Regions from separate parts of the Homo sapiens genome. Here region 1 is linked to region 2. Evidence: read pairs that join two places in POLR2A ChIA-PET (ENCODE). Cell type or tissue: PC-9. All regions are shown on one strand. Links, peaks and the distances in the headings refer to the core of each region. The heading gives the core; the rest is flanking DNA.

Evidence for each region. Peaks named below come from ENCODE experiments on the same cell type or tissue, not always from the same donor. Only the 100,000 strongest peaks of a DNase experiment are listed, where the experiment ranks them.
Region 1: POLR2A ChIA-PET joins it to region 2 with 21 read pairs; 1 of 35 experiments calls an interaction of 5 or more read pairs at or near these places.

What each region holds. Positions count from the first base shown.
Region 1 is chr7:138,850,598-138,858,941 of GRCh38, forward strand. KIAA1549 reads right to left here. Exons shown (of 20, transcript NM_001164665.2): 17 at 1,626-1,672. Among named protein-coding and RNA genes, the nearest start is that of ATP6V0A4, 57 kb to the left of the region's middle. In PC-9, for the core only: no CTCF peak of the experiment used is centred there; a DNase peak (open chromatin) is centred at 3,874; H3K27ac peaks cover 2,795 bases.
Region 2 is chr7:139,236,194-139,244,537 of GRCh38, forward strand. It overlaps UBN2 (ubinuclein 2), which reads left to right. Exons shown (of 18, transcript NM_173569.4): 2 at 812-904. Among named protein-coding and RNA genes, the nearest start is that of UBN2, 9.1 kb to the left of the region's middle. In PC-9, for the core only: no CTCF peak of the experiment used is centred there; a DNase peak (open chromatin) is centred at 6,948; H3K27ac peaks cover 1,684 bases.

The sequences.
Region 1 (8,344 bases), core at 317-8,316, 390 kb before region 2:
CATAATTTGCAAATATTTTCTCCCATTCTATAGGACAGACAGCCTACAGAATAGGAGAAAATATTTGCAAACTAGAGCTTTTGCTGTGCAGAAGCTCTGAAGTTTAATTAGATCCCATATGTCAATTTTTGCTTTTGTTGTGATTGCTTTTGGCGTCTTCATCATGAAATCTTTGCTCACTCCTATGTCCAGAATGCTATTGCCTAGGATGTCTTCCAAGGTTTTTATAGTTTTGGGTTTTATCTTTTATTTTTGGTTTCTAACTTAATTCTACTAGGATTAGCAAATATACTCTGAGTGATTTCACTTCTTGAAATTTTTTAAGATTTGTTATGGTCCAGCATATGGTAAATTTTTAAAATGTATTTTAAAGGAAGCTGTATTTTACAGTTGAGTCCAGGGTTCTATATATGTCAATTAGGTCAAATTGATTAATCATGTTGTTCCAATCTTCTATATCCTTTCTGTATCTTTACATTTTTTGATGTGTTGCTCATAAGCCAAATACATTTTTTAAAAATCAAATCTAATAATCTTTGTCTTTTAATTGAAATACCTAGTTATTAACATTTAATGTAATTCATTATAGATCTGAATTTAGATATCTACCATCTTAAGTTTTCTTTCTGCATGTCCTGTAAATTCTAAGTTCTTTTTTCTCCTATTTCCTACCTTCTTTTGGATTATCTTTAAGTTATTTTGCTCTTCCTTATTATTTTATATTTAAGCATTCTTTAGTGAGCCTAGAACTACACTAGAATCCTTCACTTATAACAGTCTAACATAAAGTAGCACTTTTACATCTTCCTGGACAATGGACCTTATCTCCATATTAAGCATAATTATTTTAGAATCTGTGTCTGATAACTCCAATATCTGGATCCCCTGTAGTTCTGCTTCTATTGTCTATTTCTTTCTAATTAAAAAAAAACCTGTATTTTCTTTTCTTCTCATATGCCTGGGGGTGGGTGTGGGGGTGTGTGTGGAAGGGGGGCTACTGTAGCAATAATATAAGGCCAAGAGTGATGTAATCTTCTTCTAAAAGGGATGTTCATTTGTTTCTGCCAGGGAGCAACCCTAATCAACTTTCAAAGCTGAGCTTTACTTCCTGCAGGGACTGATCTACTTATGATTCACCCTTACTCCTAGAGCATAACCTCCAAACTCAAAACCTCTGGATGTTTACCAGGGTCTCCCCTCGTGCTCCCAGCCCCATGAGTCTGTCAAAGGCTTTGCCTGGCTTCCTAGGTGCTTCTTCTGGAATCCGCAGGTGTCCCTGGGGAAAAAGTGGCCCAAGAAGCAGGGCTCATGCCTCTGGATTTCCTGGATCTTGGTCTCATACCGCTTCACTGCCCTGTTAACTCTGTGGGGTTTTTAATGTTAATATCTTGTTCAGCTTTTCCAGTTGTCCTCAGCAGGAGAGTTGGTCCAAATTACCTAGCCTGTCATTACTGGAACAGAACTTAAATTCCAACTATTTTTCCCTCCTCTTCTGGTTAGATCAAGAGAATATACAACGCAGAGTTTTACATCTGCTCATATTAGCTAAAATTAGTGAGTTTATAAAGTTTTTAAAAACAGCCTATGTGAGAAAGTGATAATACATTTTGTTTTGAAAACCTTACCTTGGCAATGGACCCGTCGGGGGAGTCATTCCATAGTCTTCGTATCTCTGGAAGACATACAAAAGAACATGAAGATTAATATTCAATACTTATTATAAAGTGACAACAGCAAACTTATAAATTCAGCTTTACAGGATCAACTTTCAAGAGAATTATTTTCTCATTAAAACTTAGCATGTTACCGGGCACTCTGCCACCAAGTGATGCTACAAGTTTCGGTTCGAGGACCTGCACTACCAGACTTTAGAAAACACACAACTCATTTCTAGATCTTTCCTTCTTTTGTATATTACAACTATAAATATGAATAGCTGACAGGCTTGCTGTGCCTGCTCTTCCCCACAGATCCATCTGTATCTTCTGCTGCAAACCTGTATCTTCTGCTAAAAGGCCTCATATCTTTTGCTAAAAGGCAGGCCTGAATGCCCACAATTAGCACAAGTGACTCCAACCACATGAGCCACAAAGGTCAGCGAGACCCAGTGGCTGCCCAGTACCTATTCAAATACCTCAAGCAACTCAAGTATCAAATGCTGTCTCATGTTGCAGAATGCTGCAAAAAAAGAAAACCAGAAACTAGAGAGACTCTACAAGACGAAGGCAGCACGTTCTGTTTCTGACCGTTTACTGGTCCCCAGGAGACCCGGCTATATTTTCTGCCCTTAAGTTCCATAAGGTGCCCCCGTATCCTTCAATCAACTCTTTTTACTTGAGCTAACCTGAACTAGCCAAATGTTCTTTGACTAAAACAATATGCCACATGATTTAAGGAAACATACATCTAAGAGATCTGTTGTATTCCTGGTGAAATCAATATATCCTAACCCTAATATACATGGGACTCTTATTTCAACATTTCTTTTCAATAACTGTGAATTGTTCCTTTTGGAATTAGATATTTCAGAAGAACAGTAACTATGGGCAGAGTCTGTCCAGCGGCAGTCAGTTGGAACCAATGGTTTGTCTAAGTTAGGTCTAAGTCAGCCTTGCTTCTGAAGTTGCTCTAATATAACATCTTTCTTTTTACAAGCTGTCATTTACTGAATTAGTATTTTGAGTTAAGCATTGTATGAGCATTAACCTAGGCCCACAACATCACTAAAAAGTACTCACTGCCTCTGTTTTATAAATGAAACCAACTCACAAAGAAATTAGGTGATTTCTTCCTAATGTCTTTTGGACTCCAAAGACCATGCTTCTCACCAATCCCCCTGCACTGCCCATGGTTTCCAAAACAAGACACTCTCCTGTGAACAAATATCTATTTTGTGAGGGGAAAAAGTAGAGGCTTTGGAGTCACACAGACTGGCTTAACATCCCTGGGCCTATTCCTTTATGCCAAGAGAATATAACGATCTCCACATTCACAGAGTTCTAAGGGGATTATTAAATATGAAACCGTGGTCAGATTACTTCACCTTCTGACTCTCTCTGCTTCCATCCCCTTGGCTGTCATGTGGAACCTTGTGGAGTTCCCCAACTGAGGCAAAACAAGGGAAAGAGGGTTATGGAGGAAGGGAGAAAGAGAAGGAAAAGAAGCTTCCATTCCTTTTCCAAATAATTAAAGGGAAATCTGAGACTACATAGAGATTATTCACAGTGCTGGTGCTTTCGGCACAGTATGGGTTTTTAAAGCATATTCATATGCAAAATCTAAAAAAAAGTCAATGCTTACCAGTTTACCTACCAAAGTCTCAGGAGTTCTTAGTGGCATATTAAGAGAAAAACAATGAAAAATAGCTGTCCGCTTATTATCTGTTGTATCTTTGTAGTGTGAGGATTTCAACTCTATTCTCATCAGAAAAAGAATGTCATATTTCTAGGGACTACATGCCCTGATGAAAAGGTTTAAAAAAAAATGACAGACAGAATTTCTCTGATTCTGTTGCAGGATGGATCACACCTACATAAAAGTTTGGGAAACAAAATTGCATTTGAAGGTTTCAATCAGCTAGGTATATAAAAATCCCACTTTAATGCATCCCTTTTTTCTATTCAGTATAAAACACAGGCCGACAGAGTGAGGAAGGCAAGTTAGATGGTTGGTAGAGTCTGGGATAGGCCCGAGGTAAAGCAACCAGACAGTAAGGTCTGCTTGTGAAGTGTCTCAGCCCAGGGATTTGTACTTGCTACTCAAAGGACTAGTCCATAGAGAGCTTACCTTCTCAAGGAAGCAGCAATACCAACTATCACGTGGCCTGACTCACTGATACATAACACTCCTACCCTCGCAAAAAAGGAGTAATAATGTCATCAGGTGGCAAATAAAGGCTCATGCGGTAACTGAAGGCACCTTGAAATCCACATTCCTGTGGTTTTTCTTTTTTTTTAACCAAAAAAAAGCAAATAGCAGCAAATAAGAGAGTGATCAGGCTCCCCTTGGCAACATTAACTTTACAATCCATTTACAAACATGTTGAAATTATATTAGATATGCACAGATAAAGCCAATGATTCTGGTTTTCCACTAGATTAAGCTGCTACCATTCTCATCCAACTACATCAGGGTAACATCAAAAGTCCACAATGAGAAAACCATTGAATAATGGTGTTTATTAAAAAAATCTTACTATGGGCTTGAATTTATAAGGCATTATCAGGGAATCCTGGATCTGCAACACCTATGAACAATGAACAAATAAGAGAAATAACAACACGAACCTGCCAAAAATTACTGCTAAAAATTCATCAGCAGAAACCAAATAAGGAAAGGAGCAGAATCACGCTACACACTGAGAAAAGCAGTGGTCAAGGGGGAAACAAACAAACAAAACGAAGATTCTGGCAGCACGATGTGGCTCCTAAGCCCATCCCCAGAATGCTCAGCATTACATTGCCACTTAGAGAGAGTACACTGAGGGGTGCACTGGCAGTCAGGGTGAAGGGGAGGGAGGGGGAATCAGGAAAAGCCTGGAAGCAGAGAGAAGTAACAATCAGAGACCAGCAGTGAACAAGTTCAGGTCAGCTCATCAGATGAGCCTTTCCCTTTGGAAAACGCAAGACAAGCTAAGCTAAGAGGCTCGTGGTAGGTCTTCCTCCTCTTTTCCAGTCCTCCTGTCACCCTGAGATGCATCCAAGGCGTTGGACCTTCAGCAACTTGGCTTACTCAACACCAGTGAACCACATTTTACCTATCAGCTGCCATGCTGTGTTCAGCATCAGAACTGCTCCACCCTAACATCGTATATTCAAGACCAGAGGCAGGGAGACAATTAAGAAGGTGTTGGTGAGAGATGACGGTGGCTCCAACTGATGTCATGGTGTGGATGGATTTAAGAGGAAGAATCAGCAAAGTTCTGGCATGTTTAAATGACTCCAGCTTTCCATACCTTTCCTTTGCAGCACCTGGTCTATCATTTCAACTGCTCCCTCTCACCTGCACATCGCAGGTGCCTGACAAAGCCCTAGTCTTCATCAATCCCAATGCATATACTTGGGTACTGAATATTCATCAATGAAACTCGAGAACATTAATTAGAGCCACTTCAATTTCATGATAGTCAATCTCAACCACCCTGAAGGCTAAGAAATAATTCCTGTGTCCCTAATCTGTGTTGTCTCATTCTCCATAATAGGTCTTTCAAATCTCTCCTCTCCCTCACACCTCCTGCCCTGCCACATTTCTTCTGTTATTCTCAATGGATGATGACTCTGCCTTCTCTGCTCTGAGGATAAAAACCATGAGATGACTGGTTCCTCAACCTTCTACCAGCCAACTACAACCTGATTTTATCTGTGCCCAATCTTGCCCTCCTCCTTCCCATTAAATTAGAAGAAGCATATCCCCTCATTTCTTTTTTTATTATTTATTTTATTTTTTTTTTTTTGAGACAGAGTCTCACTCTTCCACCCAGGCCGGACTGCAGTGGCACTATCTCAGCTCACTGCAAGCTCCGCCTCCCGGGTTCACGCCATTCTCCTGTCTCAGCCTCCCGAGTAGCTGGGACTACAGGTGCCCGCCACCACGCCCAGCGAATTTTTTTTTTTTTGTATCTTTAGTAGAGACGGGGTTTCACCATGTTAGCCAGGATGGTCTCGATCTCCTGACCTCGTGATCCACCCACATCGGCCTCCCACATATCCCCTCATTTCTAAAGAGAGCTCTTCCACTGGTAATCCAGATTCATCTCATCCCCTTTTGTGAATTGTCAGACTCTTCTTCCGCACTGGCTCAGCACCATCCGCCATTAAACACGTTGAAGGCTCGCTGATTCTTCCTCTTGAATTTATCCACTGCATTGCACTAGCTGGAGTCACCAACTCTCTCACCAAGAATACTACAACAGCTTTCTATTAGTCTCTCTGTTTCTGACAACCATTCTTCACTCTAAAATGGGACTAATCTTTCAAAAGGCTTACCTAATTATGTCTCCACCTGCTCAAGACCCTTCCATGTGCAGCCATCACCCTCAGGATGACATGTAGGCTCCATAACCATCGGCTTCTTGCTTTTCCTCTCCTGCCTCATGTCTAACCACTTTTAGTGCCCGCTCTGTTACTACTCAGCCAGAACTCACTTAACTGCTTAGAACATACTGTAATAGTTAATTTTATGTATCAACCTGACTGTGCCACAGGACACCCCAATGTCTGGTTAAACATTATTTCTGGGTGTGTCTGTGAGGGTGTTTCCAGAAGAGGGTAGCATTTGAATTGGTGGACAGTAAGGCAGCCCTCCCCAATATGGGCAGGCATCTTCCAATCTGTTGAAAGCCTGAACAGAAGAAAAAGACAGAGGAAGGCTGGATTTGGGCTTCCTCTGACTGACTGCATGAGCTGGGACATGAATCTTCTCCCATCCTTGAAGCACCTGGTTTTCAAGCTTCCAGATTCAGACTGGAAACCATCGCTCAGGCCTTCAAACTACACCACTGGCTTCTGTGGGTTTCCGGTTTGCAGAAAGCAGATCATGGGATTCTCAGCCTCCATAATTACATGAGCCGACTCCTCATAATAAGTAAATTTCTCTCCCCCTCACTCTCTCCATACAAACACATATGCATACAGACACACCCACCCACCCACATACACACACACTACTAGTTCTGCTTCTCTGGAGAACCCTGATTATTTTAAATAATAGACCCTACATATGAATGGATAAACAAATGTGGTATATTCGTAAATGGAGTGCTATTATGTGCTGCTGTTTTCTTTGGGTCTATTATAAATAAATCTGCCATGATGTACAAGTCTTTGTATGAAAATATGCTTTGTTTCTCCTGGATAAATACTTAGCAATAGAATCCTGGTTCATACGGTAGGATATATGTTTAACTTTTTAAAGAGACTGCCAAACTGTTTTTCAAAGTGGTTGTGCTATTTTACATTCCCACCAGCAGTTCATGAGACTTCCAGTTGTTTACATTCTCATCACCATAATTGTAGATTTATTTCCACATGCAGTTTTATCAGTTTTTGCTTAATGTATTTTGAAGCTCTAATACTATGCACATAAACACGTAAGACTTTATGTCTTCCAGATAAACTGAATGCTTTATTATGAAATGATCCTCTTAATCTTTAATAATACTCTTTACTATGAGATCTATTTTGGCTAATATTAACATAGCCATTCCAGCTTTCTATGATTAGTGTTAGTATGGCATATCTTCCTCCAAACTTTTCTCCATACTTTTCCTTTTCACTTACTTGTATCTTTGTATTTAATGAAGGGTTCTTGTAGGCAGCATATACTTGGATCTTGCTTTTTATCCAAACTGACAAGCTCTGCCCTTTAATAGGGGTGTTTAGACCATTCACATTTAATGTGATTATTGATAAGGCTGGATTTAAGTCAACCATCTTGGTATCTGTTTTCAGTTTTCCCCATCTGTGCTTTTGGTATCTGTTTCTAATTTTCCCCATCTGTGCTTTATTGCTTTTCATTTCCTTGTCTGCCTTCTTTTTTTTTTTGAGACAGAGTCTCACTCTTTTGCCCAGGCTGGAGTGCAGTGGTGCAATCATGGCTCACTGTAGCCTCAGCCTCCCAGGGTCAAGTGATCCTCCCACCTTAGCCTCCTAAGTAATGCCCAGCTAATTTTTATATTTTTTGTAGAGACAGAGTCTCACTGTGTTGCCCAGGTTGGTCTCAAACTCCTAGGCTCAATCAATCCTCCTGCCTCAGCCTCCCAAGGTGCTGGGATTACAGGTGTGAGCCACCACATACAGCTTGTCTACTAATTCTATCATCTGTATCATTTTCTTCCTTCTTTGCTTGTCTGTTTAGTTTGATTTGATGCAGACATTATTAATTTTACCTTATTGAATGCTGCATATTTTTGTGTTTCTATATTCTTGAGCTTTGCTTGGGTTTAGATGTTATGGTTTTGTGGTTTGTTAGGTAGAACCAGAGCAGCTTTAAGTTGGGGCTAATTTTGCCCCATTACTGAGGCAAAACTCTTCCAAATACTCTAACTGATGTTGCATGAATTATGCAGTTTCCACCAACTGTTGGAAAAGGAACCATATCCCTCTGCTCAGGCTGCCAAAACAAAATACCTTAGAAATGGTGGCCTAAAACAACAGAAACTCCAGCACTTTGGGAGGCCGAGGCAGGCAGATCACGAGGTCAGGAGATCGAGACCATCCTGGCTACATGGTGAAACCCTATCTCTACTAAAAATACAAAAAATTAGCCAGGCGAGGTGGCAGGTGCCTATAATCCCAGCTACTCGGGAGGCTGAGGCAGGAGAATGGCGTGAACCCGGGAGGTGGAG
Region 2 (8,344 bases), core at 164-8,163:
CTTCTAGCTCTGTGTGTGTGTGTGTGTTAAACCATGTATTATAATAAACTTTCACTCTCCCCTACTAGAAGAAAGGCATGGTAATGTAATCTTTTTGCAGCTATTTCTCTTTTCTAGCTTTGTTTAAAAGTAATGTGTATTCCCTGAATGGATATCCATTGACAGAATATTGGTGATACAATGGTTGTTGATATTGGACCTCAACAGAAAGCCTTAGCCGCTACACACACTCAGTGTTAACTCACAGGCAGATGGTTGAAGTGTTGCTTTTAATTAATAATCTAGAGCTCCTTTTAGAAGCATTTCCTGATCAAAGCAGTTAATCTTTGTTAGTGAAGATATCAATCTAGAATTATAAGTGAGATTTTCATATTTAGCTAGTGTTCCTGGGGATTTTTTTTCTTTGTTATTTTGGATGAGGTGACCATGTGATCATTTTGCAGGTGAAGACAATTTGGATTGTTGAGTTCTTACTCATCAAAACACTGTGAAATGTATATGAGTCCATTATAACTGTAAATTTTTTTTGCTATGAACCAACTTTTTTTTTTTTAGTTTTAATACTTCTGACTTACTTGTTAGTATTAGGAAAAGTTGTCTCGTATTGGTTAAATTTAAGATATAGTCTCTGAGTAATAATATAATTAATTATATAACATGTTATATATTCTCACTAGTTTATTTCCTTTCAGATCACATTTATTGAAATAGAATTGAAGTGGTTGTTACATAATGATAAATAAACAAACAATAATAATATTTGTAATACTAATGGATACTTCTCTTTCTTTTCCCATTCACCTTGAATCAGAAGAAGCTCATTCACACAGAAGACCCATTTAATGATGAACATCAGGAGAGGCAAGAGGTGGAAATGTTGGCTAAGAAGTTTGAAATGAAATATGTGAGTATAATAAACTGATCACTTAGGTAATTTTATCCTATTGACCTGTTTGCTTTCTGTGGCTGGTTGGGAGGGCCTATAAATATCCGTTGCCTGCCTTACTTTGTTCTCACCAATGGAAACCAAATGAATGGTTAGACAGTCAAATAAAGATTCCAACAGGCTTGTGATAGTTAAAGTAGCCATCATTCATTTTTATTTTTATTTATTTATTTTGGAAACAGGGTCTCGCTCTGGTGCCCAGGTTGGAGTGCCGTGGTGCAGTGTTGGCTCACTGCAACCTCCGCCTCCCAGGTTCAAGCCTTTCTCATGCCTCAGCCTCCCAAGTAGCTGTGACTACAGGGGCAACACCACACCCAGCTAATTTTTTGTATTTTTGGTAGAGACGGGGTTTCACCATGTTGGCCAGGCTGGTCGTGAACTCCTGACCTCAAGTGATCCATCCTGCCAAGTAGCCATCATTTATTATAGTCTTTCTAGAGTCTGGGCGGTTTGCTTTACATATATTATCTCCAATCTTTGTAACAAAACCACAAGCTAAGTAATATTGACCATATTTTACAGATGAGGAAACTGAGGCTCTGAGTTCAAGATTAAGTAGCTGATACAGTGTCACACAGTGGCAAGAGTAGGCTACAGGTCCAGGTCTGTGTAGCTCTAACTCTGTTCCCTTTCCGCCACCATCGAGAATGCTATTTTAATTCCTTTGGTATAGTAGTTCTGAAACCTTCCTGCCTCCTAAGAGTTTGAGAGTGAATGTGTGTACTTCTAAGCTCATTGCGTCAGACTCAGAACCAGCATGAGACTTCTTTGAAAGTGTCCGGTTTATGCTAAATATTCATGTACATTTTATATTCAGTGCCACAATATAGTGGTGTTTGTTTGAATACAAAAACAATTTTTAATTACCTGATTAAGTTGCTTAACATTTTTCTCAAATTTTCTAGTATTACTAAATTTGTAGAAAGCCCCACTCCTCACCCCACATTTACACTATGGCTTTGAGTACTCTTGGCACTTTACTAAAACATAACCCAGTTGAGAAGCAACACCTTACCCCTCTGATTCCTCTGTGAGCATTGAAAAGTATCCCACAGGAGAAAGGATATCAGCTCACATTGGCCTTGTCATTGAGGGCCTTGTACCCTCAAGATACAACAGGGATCTTGACCCATATGTGCTGGCTCCTTGTGGTAATTAAGAAACCATTTGAAGGTAGAAGAAGTAGATGAGAATAGATTGGAATTGGAATCAGGTCCTAGGCCATACTTTGCCATCTGCTAATTGTGTCCTTTTGGTGAGGTTTTTTAGCTTTGGGCCACAGTTTTCTTTTTCTCTCTTTTTTTCTAAGACAGAGTCTCTGTCACTCAGGCTGGAGTGCAGTGGTGTGATCTTGGCTCACTGTAACCTCCACCTCCTGGGTTCAAGCAATTCTTCTGCCTCAGCCACCTGAGTAGCTGGGATTACAGGCATGCACCACCATGCCTGGCTAATTTTTGTATTTTTAGTAGAGATGGTTTCACCATGTTGGCCCGGCTGGTCTCGAACTCCTGACCTCAACTGATCTGTCCACCTTGGCCTCCCAAAGAGCTGGGATTACAGGCGTGAGCCATTGGGCCTGGCCAAGGGTACAGTTTTCCTATCTATAAATTGAGAGGTTCAGATTTTTCCGAGACCCTATTGTTCTCTATTCTGTGACTATATAATAATAAATTTAGGGATAGACTGGTGGGTGTTTAAATAGAAGGAATAGCATTGTAGTATTTAATTACAGTGTAATCTTTTGAGACTATATTGTATCATGATGTATAAATTGTAAAATCCTATAGGATGTATAAATCCTAAAATCCTAGCATGTATAAATCCTAAAATACTGTGTTTTTTATACAAGTTATACATTGGTTACACTTAATGTTTTAACCAACTAGTACACTTATGTGGCTCAAAATTCAAAAATTAAAAATCTTCCTTTTATTGTATTGCCCACCCATGGAATCCCACTTCCTAGGCAAGTAACACTCCTGTGGTACTAGAGATACATCTCTATACATACACATCTATTCCTTTCCCACCCCCTTTTTATACATATTATAGAATTGTACACACTTAAGCTCTTTGCTTTTTATTTACTGTATCTTAGTATATTTGGGGGGGTCATATCAGGACAAAGTGCTTTCTCTCCCTTTTTTTTAAGGCTGCATGCTGTTTCATTGCATGGAACTATCACACTGTAACCAGTCCCCAAATGATTTAGGTTGCTTTCAAAAATTTGCCCTTATTAATAGTGCTGCAGTAAATTAGTCTGTAAAATGGCATTTTACACAATTTCAAGTTTATCTCTAGGAGAGATTCCTAGAATCAGACGATTCAGGTCGGAAGATTTATGCATTTATAATTTTAGTATATATTACTAAATTACCAGTTCTACTCCCTCCATCACTATATTAGAGTGTCTTTTTTTTTTTTTTTTTTTTTTTGAGGCAGAGTTTCACTCTTGTTGCCCAGGCTGGAGTGCAATGGCGCTATCTCGGCTCACTGCAACCTCCACTTCCCAGGTTCCAGCAGTTCTCCTGCCTCAACCTCCCAAGTAGCTGGGACTGCAGGCATGCACCACCATGCCCAGCTAATTTTTTGTATTTAGTAGAGATAGGGTTTCACCATGTTGGTCAGGCTGGTCTCGAACTCCTGATCTTAGGTAATCCACCGCCTTGGCCTCCCAAAATGTTGGGATTACAGGCGTGAGCCACTGCGCCCAGCCTAGAGTGTCTATTTTGCTGTGGGTTACAAAATCAAGGATTTTAGAATTGCCCTTTGCAAATGGAAAAATTCCTATATATAATCCTATAAGTAAAGTGATTCAGTATATGACGCACTACCTTAAAGTTAGCATTAAGTCTTCTTAGTCAACCCTAGGATAGTATCTGGCATAGAAAGATCAGCGTTCTGAAGAAGTTGTTTGATGCGTGAAATTGAGTTTCAATTGACTTAGATATATTTAAGCCTTGTTATTTTGTTTACAGTGATAAAATATTACTCTTGTTATAGTCTAAATTAATGGGCTATATTTCTTCTCTGGATTTTTATTTTGCTGACTTACTGTCTTATTTCCATTCTAATTAGAGATTGTATGTATATTAACCAAAAAGCATGCCCAAGTGTTATATCTATGAGTATTGTGTGTGTGTGTATATGTATATATATATTTATTTGGTAGAGACAGGGTCTTGTTGTGTTGCCTAGGCTGGTCTTAAACTCATGAGCCTAAGCAATCCACCTGCCTCAGCCTCCCAAAGTGCTGAGTTTACAGATATGAGCCACTGTACCCAGCCTAAATATATATATATATATATATATATATTTTTTTTTTTAAATAATTATTTGGAATCTTTTAAGAAAATCATCAGGCCAAAAGTGACCTGAGAGAAGATACATTGTCCTGCTGGGCGTTATATGCCTAGAGCTCTAGGCTATCACAAAATCTCTCTCTTAAACTACAATGATCTTTATTGGTGTTTGGGGCAGGTGTTGCAGCAGTTGAAGATCAGTGATATCAGAAATTACAGGGAGTATAAAATTGTAAAAAGAGCACCCTGCATTGAATTTATGGGGTTCCCCCCTCCATTGTGTCCTATTTTTATGGCCATGTTCTGTTTCCTGTTATGTTGTTCTTATGCTCAGGTAATGTGACAGTTCATATTCAGCATCAATTACTAAATGGTTTTTTGGGAAAAGGTCAATATGACTATTAAGTACCTATTTTTACCTAGATTATACTAAATTGGTTGTTGTACATAAATCTTTTTAAATAGCTAAGTCCAAGTTTTGACATTTCTACAACCGTATAGGCTCCAGATTCGTCTTGATGGTTAGAAAGGAGGCAGGATACAGGTAAAAGAGGCTCCCATGCCTCTCTTTATTCCCAGTTAAGGCTCCAAAATGTTTAGGCAAAACATCTTGGTTTCCAATTCAGTTTTTAGATAGTCTGTAGGTAATATATGCCTTTTATGAGGCCACCTATACTCTATACTCAGGAGTAGGATGCTTCAATTTGATGGGTATAGACTTGTTATCTTAGCCTTCTAGGACATAGGATAACCTATAATTGTTGGAAGATTTCTCTTAGTGATTTTTTTCTCACTCCATTACCCCAGCCGTTCTGAAAGATCATACTGTCCTAGAATTGGATATAAATTCACTAATCTAAATGAAAGCACCTAACACAATACCTTGTGCCTAGCAGGGGCTCAGTTAAGACTCTTTGAATCTGAATGACTCTCTGAATAGGAAGACATATATTCTGCCAGGCATTTATTAATAATCATGAAATCACATTATAACTTTAAAATCTGCTTACTGTGCTATATAGACCTTGAATACTATCTTTCACACTTAGTTCTATGTGGTTTTGGGCTCTCAGAGCCCTAGTAGTTTCATACTTCTTTTAAAAAGAAGGGTAAGGGTAGATTTGATAGTAGAAAAGTAATTCTGAGCAGTCTTATAAATAAAACAGTTGACCAAATGGAATAACACTGTTTTCACTCAAAGACAAATTATTCTTCTAAATACTCTTGATTTTCTTGAGACCCTGTCTCTAATAAGAATAAGAATAATAAAATCAGCTAGGTGAAGCGGCCCGTGCCTGTAATCCCAGCACTTTGGGAGGCTGAGGTGGGCAGATCACCTGAGGTCAGGAGTGCAGCCAGCCTGGCCAACATGGTGAAACCTTTCTATCTCTACTAAAAATACAAAAATTAGCTGGGCATGGTGGTGGGTACCTATAATTCCAGATATTCGGGAGACTGAGGCAGGAGAATCCCTTGAACCCAGGAGGCAGAGATTGCAGTGAGCCGAAATCACGCCGTTGTACTCCAGCCTGGCGACAAGAGCGAGAATCCAGCTCCCCCCCCCAAAAAAAGTCTTGATTTTCTTTTGTATAACTTGTAAAAGTGAGTCTTTCCAGATAATGTTTTAAAGAATGGCAGTATCTTGGAATAACTAATTTCTGATGAGTAACATCTTCACAGTAAATACTACTCGGCTAAGTGGAAAGAAATATAATTTTGTCTTAAAATAATTATAGATTATTGTTTTAAACTGTCTTCAAATGTGAAACTGATACCAAGTAGTTAGTTTTGAAAGCATTTGTGTACTGTTTCTGGGAGTTGTAAGAATCATATCAATTACTCATATTATTTTAGTTGATCATCCACACTTGCTGAGGGGTTAGAGCTTCCTTGGGAACTTCATAGGCTGGTTAACCTGTTTGTTTTGGCCTTATGTGAGGTCTGGTCCCTAAGGATCATCTCGATGTAGAGCTTTGGGCAAACTTGTTGACACCACCACAAAGTAAATTCTACTTGCAAAACACAAATACCAGTGGATTTAGGGTTTTGTAGACCAATAATAGTATGATATTACATGTACAATAAAAACATAAAATAATCTTTTAAAGCAAACTGGGGGAGGGGAGAGGGCCTTAAAGGGCAAGGAGGAATTCCTAGCTCAAATAATAATTTCTTTATTGCAGTTACCCATTCTGATCACTTGCTGTGACATGCCCTTTTAATTCCTTGGCCTCTTTGAATTGAATAAATTCTCTTCAGCCTTCTTTAATGCCTTAGGAACAATTGAGAATCAGCAGTTTTAGGGTATTTAGGAGGAAGGACTGGTATCCATATGTGGTGATTATAGAAGTTGTGTATACTATTTTTGTGCTGTGTAGTCAGCTCTTGGCTGTATTTCCACTGCCTTGAAACTCAGCTCCTTTCTATTGGTAGGTTGAAGAAATGGGCACAGATGTAAAGAGATAAGGTGGCAGGGCTGGGACAAGTAGGGAGTCTTGTGACGACAGGATGTTTTCTTCTCACTTATAGGACTGGTGTGTTTTTTAGTAATCAGGGTCATTCTTGCTCTGTCTACTAGAGGTTATCAATGAATGTTGGTTTTTAGTTTGGTTTACTATTAGCTGGAGGCAATTTGGGGTCAGGGGGTCTAGTACTAAGAACATCTTGTTTGTTTGTTTTCCAGTTGAGTGTTACACTGTAATGAGGCTGCATTGGCCTAAAACACTGATTGTCAGGTTAAGCAAGTACTAATGACTCAGTAAGGAATATTCTTCTGAGTCACAGGGAGCTAGTACCTAGAACAGTAGATAAGAAGAAAGTTCTTCACTTTAGATATAGCAAAATTCAAGGGTTTTTTTTTGTTCTTGTTGTTTGGAAAATAAGTTTTGATTTTTATAAGATCTACTTAATTTATAAACTGTGTAATATCAACTGCAGAGGTTCAGAGAATTTATCAAGTAAGACTTTGATTCTGTTGCAGTAAGGGTACTGAAAAAGAGAGTAATTCAACAGAAGTCTTTCTAGTAGGGAAGATAGTATAATCCTTTGCCAATGTAACTTGAGTTTCTTTAGGTTAAATTTTAATATTTGTGAATTAATTTATATGTACCTTTCTGGCAACTGCCAAAAGTTTGGTTCCAGCTTATACAATTTACACATTATTGAATTTTAGCACAGTTAGGGAACTGGAGGGTGGAGAATAGATATGGGGTGGTAAGGCAGGAGGCAGGTCAGGGTTAGAAGTTTTCCAGGAAGGCCACAAGTGAGGAAAAGCAAACTGTACCTAGAAAACTACTCTAATGGCCTCTGTGATGAAGGAGGGAACTGGAGATTGTGCCTTATAGTTGGCAAAAATCTATTTATAAGTGGAGCAATGCCTTTGGAACTCTGGTTGTTGGAGAGTGAGTTAAGAAAGAGCTACTCAGGTTTGGGTGTGTCAAATACACGTTTTCCAAAACTCTTTCCCCACAGTGGGACTGGAAAGTAGAGCCAAATGAGGAGGAGTTCAAAACTTTGGTAGTGAACATTTGGTGGGCCAAACCTAATAAAATAACATTTATTGAGTGGGTAGTACATGTCCTTAATAAAACTCGGAAGATACAAAAGCTAATGATAGAAAGTAAATCTCCTTCCTACCCCTGACTCCCAGCTAACCAGGTCACTCCTTAGAGACACTGTGAGTTTCTTGCCCCAGAGAGCTATGTGTATGTGGGCAGTCACATATTTCAAAGATTTTTTTTTGTTACTGTTCACTGTAAGAGGATATATAAATACAGATAAATGAAAAGATCAAAATAAAAATCAGCAAATCACCTGTAAGTCCACTGCCAGGCAGAACCACTGTGAATAGTTTGATAGTTGAAAGTGTATCCTTTCAGGAGTTTTAAAAATCCATGTGCAATTACGTTTGTACTTTCTTACACTATAAAAAAATTTTTTTAAGAGCCTAGTGTGGTGGCTCACACCTGTGATCCCAGCTACTTGGGAGGCTGAGGCAGAGAAGATAAATGTCTTGAGCCTAGGAGTTCAAGACCAGCCTGGGCAACATAGCAAGACCCCATCTCTTAAAAAAAAAGTTAGATCACCTGAGCAATAC